Linked DNA regions of Homo sapiens: region 2 is linked to region 1. Evidence: chromatin contacts called from ENCODE Hi-C or POLR2A ChIA-PET data. All regions are on one chromosome and are shown on one strand. The core of a region is the stretch at or near the end of the contact, and the rest is flanking DNA. Distances in the headings are between cores, read along the strand shown. Region 1 overlaps SMAD7 (SMAD family member 7). Region 2 holds the start of CXXC1 (CXXC finger protein 1).

Region 1 (6,349 bases), core at 2,482-4,981:
CTTTTCCGGTATTTTCCACAAACTTCTCCCCCTCCCCAGAAAACTGTACAGGGGCTTGTTTTAAAACAGTATGTGTTCATTTTAAAGCATCCAAAAGAAAAGCTGTGTTGTAAAAAGCTCACTAATCAGATGCCTGCTCACAGTTGTATCTTTTTATTACAGTGTGGGGAATTTTTGGAGCAACACCAGAAAAATGCTGAATCTGCCTAAAATTCCTTTAAGGTGTTGCCCCCCCCCAACCTTCCCCATTTCCCTTAAAGCATAAAATCCTCCCTTTAAAGGGAAGGGGGAGGTGGGTGTTGAGAAAGGAGAGGACTTCAGCCTGTGTTTGCGCTCCAACTGGGGAAGACCACTTAGCAAGGAGCTCCCTGACTCTTACAAAGAGTTATTTAATTACCCTGCTCATGAATGAACAGACCAGACCCTTCCAGGAGACCAGAGGCTCGTGAATGAACCTCACACCCCAGGTCTCAATGGCACAGGGTGACCAGGCCTCAAGGCCACATTTTAGGTTAAGCAAGGAATTTTCCCCTTCTTAAATGTTTTTCTTTTTTTTTTTTGAGATGGAGTCTCGCTCTGTCGCCCAGGCTGGAGTGCAGTGGCACAATCTCGGCTCACTGCAAGCTCCGCCTCCCGGGTTCACGCCATTCTCCTGCCTCAGCCTCCCGAGTAGCTGGGACTACAGGCACCCGCCACCACGCCTGGCTAATTTTTTGTATTTTTAGTAGAGACAGGGTTTCACCGTGTTAGCCAGGATGGTCTCGATCTCCTGACCTCGTGATCCGCCAGCCTCAGCCTCCCAAAGTGCTGGGATTATAGGCGTGAGCCGCCGCACCCAGACCCCTTCTTAAATTTTTAATTTGAAGGCGTCAGGAGATGAGAAAGAAGAAAAATGGGAGGAGGGGGGAAAGGCCTTGCTCAGTGCCTCAACAATACCATTCTCCACCTGAAGGCAGAGGGCAGAGAGGCAGAGCAGCTCCAAGAACAGCCATGGGGTTATGAGAACACGGGCACGCGTGGAAGAGAAGCTATCTGGGCCTGACTGGGCCCAGACACACAAAGAACGTACTTGTGGGGAGGGGGTCCCCCAAGATTCCATTTAGGAACAAGGGCAAGCTTGGGGAAAAAAGCCAGTAAAGACATGAGCTCCATCAGCTGATGACCCACGGTTAAATGTGCCCAATTGCTAGGGTACCGGGAGCTGGGGTCAAAGGCGAGTGAGGACGGGTCTCCACCGGCTCTCATCTCTGTGAGGCACTTGGATAATGAAGTGATATTCCTCTGCCAAAGTCCAACAGGGCCACGGGCCTATCAGCCCCCTCCTCCATGGTCCAGCAGAGCAGAAGGCTGAGGACGGAGAAGTTGGGGAGGAAGGGCGCCTGGGCAGGCACGGCCGCCTCCTGCAGGCTCCCTGTGCCAATCAGGGGCAAATGAAGGGCAGAAATGTGGACACAGACAGCTTGCACCTGGCAACCTGGGAGCGCAAACATCACCACGCCTCGCTAACGCCAGGTCCAGGGTCCTCCCTCCTCAGGACCCAGGCGCCACCAACGGTTGCCTCATCCTGTCTCTCCCTCCACAACGGACATCTCAAAGGTTAACAGCACCCATCCCCTGCTCCCAACCCTGTCAGGAAATTGGCTGTTCTGATATCAACAAGCCCTCTTCAGGGACAAGCCTAAGATAAAAGGGGACTCCAGTGCCAATCCATCCCATCTATTCTCACGCCAAACCATCATAATTCACAAGGACCCTTGCTGGTCTCTTGTTTTCAATAGGCGAATCCCTCCCCCAAATAGAGACGCGTAAAACTTGCTGAGATATCTGGGCTAACTTTAAGGGGCTGTCTCTAATCCACCATGCTCACAGCCTCATCCAAAAGAGGAAATAGGACCCCAGAGCTCCCTCAGACTCCTCAGGAAACACAGACAATGCTGGGGTTTAGAGTGAGTTCCTCATGGAGGAAACAAACCAAAATGTTTCAGGTAAACTGCGAGTTAATCAGAAAACACTGGGGCCCAACCCATCTCCACCACCCCATGCTCTCTCCCCAAACAGATCAGACGATGAATCCTGGCTGGTGGAAGGCTGACCTGAGAACACTGGATTTTTTTTTTTTCATGCTTTGCAGCATCTCCAGTGAAGTGAGATGGCTGGACTTGGGGGTGGGCAGGGGGTGCCACAGGGTCTCCTTCAAAGGCCAGGCTGCTCTCTGGTTCCCGGGCCCAGCAGGCTTCGTTTCCACCCCTTAGCGCATTCTAGCCATGGCAGAACCCCCGCCCCTGTGCCAACCCCAGAGGTGAGCCGACCAGCTACAAAGCCAGATATGCATTTCACACCAACCTCGCATGCAGCCTCCCGGTAAGTTCAGCTCATCCCTAAAACAGGGTTCCCCCAAGGCCAGCCTCATAAGGTTGCTGTACCAATTTGATGCAAAAGTGATTGGGGCCAGCTTGTGGAGAGTGCTGCACACACGTTGGTCTCATCTCTGAGGCTCCTGGGTTCTCCAGCCGCTCAGAAAATGCCCACCAGTCTTCCTGATTGTCTCCACATCCCCACACCCCATGGTAGAACAGTTCTGGGCCAATGCCTACACTTAATAAGCATTTACTTTGCATAGGCTGTGTTCTCTAAGTGGCTCATGACAACCCTCTGAGGCTGCATACTATCACCAGCCTATCTTAAAAAAAGGGAGTAGTAGGGGTGAGGCACAAGTCACTGGCCGAAGTGCAGAGCTGCAATTCAAGCCCAGAATATTGCCTGGTGTGAGCTGTGGACACAGGCCTCTAAAGCCACCAAGCCCACTGTTCCTCTCCAAAGTGTCCTTCAGAACACACTTTGGAAATGCTGCACCAGCTTTTAGAGCTGCGCATGGGGTGCAACTCCCCTGCAGCAAGAAGTGGGGGGTGATACGGCTTTTTTGCCAGCAAGCTGCTCTGTGACCTTGGCCAAGTGGCTTGCCCTCTCAGGGTCTCAGTTTGACCTGTCCATAAATAATGTAAAGGGGACAAGGGAAGATGGCCCCATGGGCCCCCTTCTGCCTTCATGGTCTCTGGCTGGACTCTGATTCTCAGTATTAAACAACACTGGTTCCATTTATTTTTACTACCTTCCAGAGAGTAAGAAAACCACTTTGAGGAGCAGGGTACATTTTTGCATTTAATTTGCAACAATAAAACAAAATAAAATCAAAAGGGAAAGGAGGTTTGAGTCAGGTTTTGCTGTGTCCATCTCTAAACCAACTTTTTTTTTTCTTTAATTTCAGAGTCAGAAATGACTTTTTACTCTGTCTTACTATTCATCACCCTCAAGAGACGGTGAGCCCCCAAGAGAGGATCTCTTTTATCACTGTCATCCGTCCACTGTCTGCCCAGGCTTGGTTCCCTGAAGTTTCTCCTCCCATCACCGCCCTCCTTGCCACCTCTCCCAAGCCTACATATTTCGCAGATCCTGCTGGTCTAGAACACTAATTAGTGACTGTGTCCTTACAAATTATGTTAAATAATCAATTCCTAGAACTAAAATGTACTCCCTGGCTCCCCAAACTGGTCCCACACCACCTCCCAAAACCCCCCAAGCATCTGAGTCTGAAGCCCCCAACCTGGGGATGAATGCTCCTAAGAGCATTTATCTCGCCATGGAGAATGTAATTGAGGGTGGCACGGGGCAGGGGAGGAAAGCCACACAAATCAAAAGCTCTTGTCTGTCTCGCCAGTCAGGCTGACGCGGCTTCCTGTGCCCCAGCATTCAGCCATGCAAATTACAGCGTGTACCCAGCTGCCTGCAGCCACTGCTGTCTGAGGAGGCCCACTCTGCCCAGGCTCCTCTGAGAGAGGCCTCAGAGGAAGGGTGGGGACTCCCGACCCAGCCAACTCCATTCATAATATTGACAGTAAAGGGCCTCTCTGGCTGCTGTTTAGTGTGCATGCAGTCGAATCATTTCTCGAGTTCAAATTTCCAGATACTTCCCCTCCATGGTACACCAACCAGGTTCCCACTGTTACCCCCCAAGTAACTCAGAGCAGCTCTCTTCAGAAAGGGGGTTCACATATTAGCAGGCACAGAAGCCCTCAGCCCTGCATGGCATTGTCTGCTCAGCTGCCTTCCCTCTGGGCATGACCCTGGCACCCCCAGGAAGACACAAGGGCTGGGACAAGCATGGAACAGAAAGTCTGTCGTGTCCAAGAGAAACTACCAAGTCAAGTCTCTTACCTCACCCACCTACCCACCTGCCACCCTGAGAGTGTAGGAGATTCCCCAAATTCCCTATCTGGATTCCCAACTGGGCAGCTGGCACTGAATGCTGATTCATTCTCTCTCTCTCTCTCTCAATCTCTTTCTCTCTTTCTCTCTCTCTCTCTCTCTCACTCACACACACACACACACACACACACGTTAAAGCATCATGAAAATCTTAATACAAACCACTGCATCATTAAGCCAATTTTCCAAAAGGACAAAACCCCTAGAAGGACAGGACAGTTTTTCCCTGGTTTTGCAGGTGGTGGGGGGGCTCTGTGTGTGCAAGAAACCAAGCTACTTTTGCTGTGGGCCTCGTTTTAATAAAGCCCCAGGCTACCAGGACCCCTAGTCCTTGGAAGGCATCACAGGACCCAAAGGCAGACCCTTCTCCCACCCTATCCCCCACAGATCCAACTCCACTCCAGTTTCTAGAGGGTAGGAAAACTGTCCGAAGACATGGAAAAATACAGTGAGAAACAAAAGTCCTTTTCATTCCTCCCCTCCCCCGGCTCCCCTTGTTCCATAACAATTATGAAAACTGTTGGATGGGATGGCATTTTGAACATTTACTGCATTCCGGCCAATAAATTCCAATGCAGGATCCGATGGAAAAGCTCCTTCTTCTCCTGCGAGCTCCCTCCCTGGCCCCCCTCCCCGTGCACTCCCAGCCCTCATTCCATCTCTCACTTTACAACCCAATACCAGGGCCTGGCCAGGCCAGGGCCGCACTGTACTTAGAGGGAAAAACAACAGTACGACAGCCTGGAGACAGCGTGCAGACTGGAAAAGTTAATCATTACTTCTGTCTGCCTCCGTAATCTAATCTCTCCCGCTTGGACACACTCACTGTTCAGCCATCCCAGCCCTTTCACCCCTAAAGCACCCAGGACCTCCCAGACCCAAGCCCCCACTCCCTCTGGCGGGTCCTCCCACTCCTAACCTCCAGTTAGGAGGTCAAGGGAATAAAAGAAGAATGAAAGGGTCCCCCACCCAGAAGCTGCTGTCACAAGGCCCTGGAGTCCAACATACACGGCCAGCTGCTCTGTGCTGGGTGCCCCACCTTTCAGAGCCTCCAGGCCTCCCATAAACATGGGCTCCCATAAATGTGAGCTCCAATCTGGCTGGTGACTGCAGCAGCCCAGCACTGCCCCTCCCCCACCGCGCAGGGACAGACTGTCCCCTCCCCGCTTTCTCACTCCCTCTGCCCCAGGATTCGCCCTCAAGCCCACCCCGGTGGGTAGGGCTCCCCCACCGCATGCGATCGGTGTGTGCCGACACATGAGGCACAAGTCAAGGAGGCCCTACCGTTGGCGATGCCTTAAAAAATTAAACACAGAATGACAGTGTAATTTAGCAATTCCACCTCTGGGTATATACCCAGAAGAACTGAAAGCGGCGACTCCAGTGGTATTTGCACATCCATGTTCACAGCAGCATTATTCACAATAGCCAAAAGGTAGAAGCAAGCCAAGTGTCCATCAAGCAATAAATCAACCAGACATGGAATATTCATACAATAAAATATTATTCAGCCTTAAAAAAGAAGGAAATTCTGACATACGCTAGAGTATGGATGAACCCTGAGGGCATTATGTTAAGTGAAATAAGCCGATCACAAAAGGACAAACACTGTCTGATTCCACTATTCTATGAAGTACCTAGAGGAGGAGGCAAATTCATAGACAGAAAGAATGGTGGGTGCCAAGTGCTGGGGGAGGGGAGAAGGGAAGTTAGTGTTTCATGGGAACAAAGTTTCAGCTAGGGAAGATGAAAAAGTTCTGGATGTGGACGGTGGGGATAATAGCACAATATGAATGTACTTAATGCCACAGAACTATACACTTAAAAATTGTTAATATGGTATATTTTATGTATATTTTACCACAATAAAAGAAAAAGGCCTCAGCTCTCTTAAGGCTCTCCTTTGCACCCCCATAACTAGTCCTCATAAGCATAGATTTCCTGAACTGGGGATTCCACGGGTGGGACTGGGCTTCAGCAAAGATATCGGCCCCCTGCAGATGTATACAAATTGTGGTATAGCATGCATTTTTCTGAACAGAGTCCTCAGCTTTCACCCATACTTGGAAGAGTTTGCGAGCCAAGA
Region 2 (6,349 bases), core at 2,551-5,050, 1.4 Mb after region 1:
ACCTCCTCATCCTCGCGCACAGCCTGCTGCTTGGCACGTAGAATGATGGCCTCAAGCTCATGGAATCGGCGTTCCATTTCCTGAAGGCGAGTGCGGGCACTCTGCTGCTCTCGGCGAATGCGTTCGAGCAGCTTCTTGCCGTGCTCTTCAGCAATGCAAGGGCTCTGCTGCCACTGCTGGATGCGCTGGGGGAGGATCTCGTAGATGCGGCTGCAGGGAAGGTAGCAAGCAACAGAATGAGTGAGGTGATCAGTAAGTGAGAATGGCAAAATAGACGCAAATGGCAAAAGGAGAAGTAAATAGGTGACTGGCGGAATGGTGGCTGGATGGACACACGGGCAGGTGGGTGGGTAGGTGGATGGGTGAGTGGGTAGTGGCTGTTTGGTGACTGGTGGATAGCTGATTGACTGGTAGACATACAGAAGGCTGTGGTCAGGCCCTACCATGCACTTCCTGACTCCCTTGAACCTCTCAGGAATGACTCACTTGGCTGCCAGCTTCATGCCACAGTCATCTGAGCAATACTTGGAGCTGGGCTGGGCGGGGCGCACACAGCCGGGCCCCAGGCACTGGGGCAGTGACGCAGGGTCCTTGGCATCAGCCCTCTCTGGGTGTTTCCATTTATCCTTGTGCTTCTGCTTCTGCCGATGCCGCTTGTATCGCTCCTCCTTCTGTTGAGCAAGACAAGTCAGGTCAGGGTGGAGTCAAAGTCAGCCCCAGACCCCAGACCCTTGCTCCATTCTAGCCCTTTCTGGCTCTTGCCCCATTCAGCCTCTGACCTCTGCCTCTCCCTCAACCCCACCCTCTGCCTTTCCACATCCACTTTACCCTCTCCATCACCTTCTTCTCAGACTTCTTCTCCCGACGCTTCACATGCTTCACTTTCACTGCCCTCTTCCGCAGCGCGGGGTCCAGGAATGGGGACTCTTCTGTGTCGCTCATCCAGGGCTGCAAGCAGGGCATGCACTGACCCACCTGCCCCGCTCGTGACAACCCCACCACCTACTCATGTCCCATATCAGCCTTCCATACCCTCTGTCTCCTCATTAGGGATACTCTCTGCTTCTGTAACCTCCACCCTTCCACCAGTGGATGCTCCTGTCTGCTCACCAGGCCATGGTCATCAAAGGCCCCTGCACAGAAGTCCTGATACAGGTCAGGATCCAGAGGTAGGTCCTCATCTGAGAGTGGCTCAGGTGTGGCTGTAGCCTCAGGAGGCTCCTTGACTGTTGATGACGCCACTGCCCCCTCATCTTCACGGATGCGCCCTAACTTCTGTGATGGCTGTGGCTGCTGTTGGGTGGGCAGTGGCCGGCGGGGCCTTGGCAGGGACTCTGAGGGCGTCACTGGTGAGAGCTGCAGGGCAGAATCTCAGGACTGGCCCTGACCGCCCTGCCCGCATGCCCCACCCCACCCTGGGGGGCTGGACTCACCGAGGAAGGGAAGTACTTGTACGATTCCTGTGCCGGCAGGAGGAAGGCCCAGGTCAGCCCCAGGTGGATGGAGGGCGGCCTTGCCCTAGCCCTACCCACCTGGCCTGGCCTTACCTCCCCAGACACACCTCCCCGCTACCCCTCATTGCCAGGAATGCTCAGCCCTGCCTGATCTGTACCAACATGCATGACCACCTGAAAACACCTGGCCCCACTCTGTCTACCCAGGGTTGGTGGGGGTGTTCTGCCAGCCCAGCATACCAGGTCATGCCCCATTCATCTGGACATGACAGGCCCCTTCCCACCTGTCAGGATACAGTCAGGCCCAATCCCACCTGGTTTATCCATGCCTAGACTTAACTAACCATGCATGGACCCACCAGCTCTCCCACACCTGACCCTACCCAGCTCTGTCCATGCTCACCCGGGCCCGCAGCTGGCACTGGCGCAGCCGGCACTTCTGCCGGATCTTGTTGGGGCCCCCGAACTTCTTCATGTCCCGACAGAAATCACAGTGACCACAGTCCTCAGTGCGCCGACATGCCTCACACTCACCACACATGCGGGCTGACCGTTTGATCTGCTGCTGCTGCTGCTGGTGATGCTGCAGGAGGGGGCCCAGAACAGAAATCATGGACCCAGGCAGGGCTGAAACGGAACCACTTTACACATCCATTCACTTTATGCAGCCACTCACCTGGCTGGGTGTGGCCACCAAGGGCTGCGGAGAGGATTTGTGGGGCGAAGCAGAGCCCCGAGCAAGCATGGCCCCAACCCCTGTCCCTGACCCTGCCCGGCGCTGCAGGTCTGGATCAGGGACAGGCCTCTTGCGCCCTCCACCCTCATCCCGGGGCTCACTGCTGTCCCGCTCATTGCCATCCCGCTCCCGTGACTTCTTGTGCCGATAGCGAATCTCTAGCTTGGGGTCTTTCTCTGTGGGGCAGAGAGTAGGGCCAAAGTGAGTGAGCACTGGATGGCTTGAATGGTCCCAAAACCTCTTTCTTCCTCTTCGCTCCCTTACTGACCCACCCACCTACTCTGCACCCCTGTCCAGGGCAGAGCTGCCTCTTCCCGTGGGATCTTCTATTACTCACAATGGAGCCCCATTCCAGCTCACCACAGACGTGTATCACTAATCCCCATAACCCCCCCTTGTGGCTCCTCCTCCTCCCTTGAAGCCCCACCTGCCTTCCCTGTCCATCCATGGCCCTCACCTCTGCACTCCCGACAGTACCACTCCCGGATGGCCTTGGCCATCTTCTCAGTGATCCGGATGCAGTCCCCATGGAACCACTCATTGCAGTTGTCACACCCGCTGCAGAGGATGGGGCAGGCGATGGAGATGTGAGGGGCGCGGCCCATCGGCCTCACCCCACCCTGCCAGTGTCAGCCCCGCCCATCTCTCCCGCGCTCACATCATGAAGCAGTTGATGTCCGGTTTGCGGCAGATGCAGTAGATGGGCGCATTCTCCCCATTCTCGGACTTGCTGTCCTCCCCGGCATCTGGAGGCTCTGGGTCTGAACCATCTCCCTCCTGCAGGACACCCCCATTACGGATCCTTAAGCAGCCCCCACCGTGGCGGCTCATCCCCCCATTACAACTCCACCGTGGTCAGCAGGGATCCCCACTCTGCCTGCAGATTTCACATCGGGGCCCCCAAAAAACCTCTCCATCACAGTCCCCACTGACCCCCATCCCTTCCTCTGACATCCTATTACTCTGCTCCATACTTCCCATCACGCACCCACCGACACCCGCTCCCTGCGTCCACACTCGCTAATGGGTCATGGCGACCCTCCATCGTGGCGCCTCACAGACCCCGCGTAACTCACTGCGGACTTCCCATCGCGGTTCTCCACGCACCCCTCCCTGTTTATCTCATAGACCCACCTGGCACCCGCACCCACCCCCAGTCGCGGCTGTCCACGGATACCCGGACACGGACTCCTCGTCACGGCTCACTACAGACCACTCAATGTGACTCCTTACAACCCGCTTATCCCTCTGCCCTAAGAACCCCCGATCATGGTTTCCCACGGAACTGCCACACGGAGTCCCCACTAAACTTCTATTAAGGAGCCCCCCACCGTGGCTCACCATAGAACTCCCAGATGGTTCATCATTCTGCCCATAGACTCCCGCCGTTCAGTCCACAGACTCCGGTTATGGCTCACCACAGACCCCTGAGTCGGCCGACAGACCCCACTGTTGCCAACCGACCGACCTCCACCGCCGAACCCCTCCCTGGACCCGCTACTTACCATATCTCCGCTCCCGGCGCACTCCCTCACGACCCCCGCCAGCGACCCGCGAACCTGCACAGACCACTCGGCGGCGTCCCAGGCGGTTGCAAAGGCGCCCACAACTACTTCCGCTTCTAGTCACGCCTCCCAGGCAGCGTACTCCTATTGCGCAGGCCCCATGCGTCGTCTCCGCTGCAAACCAGTAGGTGGCCGGCCTAGAGCCCCCAAGACCCCTCAGGCGCCGCCATCTTGCTTATCGTATCCGTATGGTGGCCGAATCCATATGTTCGCCGGGAACATGGCCGCGCTCTAATGTGGCTTTCCCGAGGGCGCCGCCACCTTGTCAGTAGAGTCCGTACGGCGGCTGCTTGTACGGCCTCGACGTACAGGCAACATGGCTGCACCTACTGCGTGACTTCCTCATAGATGCCGTCATCTTGGAATCCGATTCCGTACGTGGGTCGAATTCCGTACGTTCCTAGGCGACATATGACGGCGACCTAATTGCGGATTCTTCACGGGCGCCGCCATCTTGGTGGTTGATTCCGTACATTGCCCGTTTGTCAGGCAGAGAGGTTCACAGGTAAAGTGACCGCTTCCGAAGCACGACCTGGATCAAGTTGTATTCATTCCTCCATTCAGTCTCTTTCCCCTTCCACATGTATTAATGGGGCGTCGGCAGGCTGTGTGCCTTGCGGGGCGGAGGAAACCAGTTCCTCTGTCGTCTCCGACTTCACCTGCCACCACTCTTTCCGGCTTTTACTCCTCCCACTTGTCATTCTTCTGCCAGGCCTGGCACGGTTCGGCTTCTATTTATTTTATTTTTATTTAAAAACAATTCTTAAACTAATATCAAATCTTATTTTAGTTCTATAAGCTGCACAATAAGCCTAAACACAGTTTACTTATCCATTTCTTTATTGTTTAGCATTTAGAACATTTTCAAATATTATTCTAAATAAAGTTGCAACGAACATTCTTAAACATAGATCTGTATGCTCATCCCTGATTATTTCTTGTGAAATGTGATATACAAATTTACAAATATACAAATGTGATATACCAGGTGTAACTCTGGTTAACAGCTGTAAGATGGAGCCTGGAAGCCAGGCTTTATTTATTTATTTATTTATTTATTTATTTATTTTATTTATTATTTATTATGTATTTATTTATTTATTTTTATTTATTTACTTATTTTTTGAGACGGAGTTTCACTCTTGTTGCCCAGGCTGGAGTGCAATGGCGCGATCTCAGCTCACTGCAACCTCCGCCTCCCGGGTTCAAGCGATTATCCTGCCTCAGCCTTCCGAGTAGCTGGGATTACAAGCATGCACCACCATGCCCGTCTGATTTTTTTTGTATGTTTAGTAGAGATGGGGTTTCACCGTGTTGGCCAGGATGGTCTGGATCTCCCGACCTCAGGTGATCCGCCCGCCTCGGCCTCCCAAAGTGCCGGGATTACAGGCGTGAACCACCGCGTGCCTGGCCCGCCTGGAAGCCATTCTATGGACTCCCTGCAAACTTGCAAAAAGGAAAACAAACAAAACAAAATTAAAACACAACAGGAACTTGCCTCGAACCTTTGAATTGGTCCAAACTGCAATGACCACACAGTCCTGGAAACCAGCTATATTTCACTAGTGCTGCGTCTCCTGAACAACAACCAATGAACTATGGACTGATGCCAGCCAGCCGCCTCCACCAATAATAATTTCTTTAAAAGAACTTGTGTAATCACCCTTAGCTTCCTTTTTCTTTTTCTTAAAAACTCCTTCTCCCCTTCCTATCTTTGGAGTACAATTTGACTTCGAGCTGAATCTGTGTCTCCTGAATTGCAGTTCCTAATGCCCCAATAAACTCCTGCATTGCAGCTTGGTCTCTTGCCTCTTCTTAGTTGACTCTCCTTAGAGATAAAATTCTAAAAGTAGAATTACTTTGTAATTGGCTATAAATATTGTAAGACATGTTCAAATTTATAGGAGGTCATTAGTTTGGACAGAGCTCCTGCTCTAGGCCCCACCAAAATGGAGTCACTCACGCTGAAGTTCCATGCCACCAAGCCAAAACTAAATTGTTCATCTGACCTTCCAAGGAGAAAGAGACAGGATAATAGCCAAATCCCCATACAAGCCACTTTTAGCTTGAAAGTCCCCTTTGCTTTAACCTTTATAAAAAAGCAACCTGAAGCAATCTGATGTTAACCAATCAGCTTTAAAAAAAAAATTGTTCTTTTTCCTTGCTCCAACCTTACAAAATTCACTGCTCTGCTATTTCCCAGGAAAAGCTCTCGTTCTATTTTGTATAATGGGATCTGCCCCAATTCATGAATTGCAAGTAAAAGCCATTACATCTGTAACTAAATTTGTTGTAATTTTGTCTTTCAATGGTTGATACATATATTTCTACCAGCAGTGTATGAAGGTTCCTATATCAGAGCCTTATTAGGTTATTAGATTAGTGCGAACTTTTGTTGTTGTTGTTGAGACGGAGTCTCACTCTGTCACCTAGGCTGGAGTGGAGCGGGCAATCTCGGCTCACTGCAACCTCCGCCTCCTGGGTTCAAACAGTTCTCCTGCCTCAGCCTCCCGAGTAGCTGGGATTAGAGGCCCGTGCCACCACACCCAGCTAATTTTTGTATTTTTAGTAGAGATGGAGTTTCACCATGTTGG

The links. Hi-C counts contacts between places; a loop is a spot of excess contacts on that map. ChIA-PET counts read pairs that join two places held with the same protein, here RNA polymerase II (POLR2A). Pooled maps may share reads with other maps.
Region 2: a loop to region 1 is called in a map with no recorded cell type, with 6 times the contacts of the local background. The contact joins the promoter of CXXC1 here to the enhancer-like site in region 1. A Hi-C loop is called at or near these places in 2 of 37 single-sample maps with no recorded cell type and 3 of 50 pooled maps. POLR2A ChIA-PET finds 5 or more read pairs at or near these places in 1 of 52 experiments (activated CD4-positive, alpha-beta T cell).

Annotation. Positions count from the first base shown.
Region 1 is chr18:48,925,205-48,931,553 of GRCh38, forward strand. All of the region lies in intron 3 of SMAD7 (SMAD family member 7), which reads right to left. Among named protein-coding and RNA genes, the nearest start is that of SMAD7, 23 kb to the right of the region's middle. RefSeq lists enhancers at 831-1,792, 4,032-4,201. Within about 2 kb of position 3,732, at least 31 of the 41 ENCODE cell types and tissues checked have a DNase peak (open chromatin) inside an H3K27ac peak, as active enhancers do.
Region 2 is chr18:50,283,892-50,290,240 of GRCh38, forward strand. CXXC1 (CXXC finger protein 1) reads right to left here and starts at 3,801. Exons shown (of 15, transcript NM_014593.4): 1 at 3,696-3,801; 2 at 2,849-2,967; 3 at 2,648-2,748; 4 at 2,131-2,366; 5 at 1,858-2,037; 6 at 1,434-1,460; 7 at 1,111-1,356; 8 at 841-948; 9 at 487-671; 10 at 3-210. The coding sequence starts at 3,698. RefSeq lists enhancers at 2,545-2,594, 3,415-3,534, 3,655-3,744, 3,855-4,224.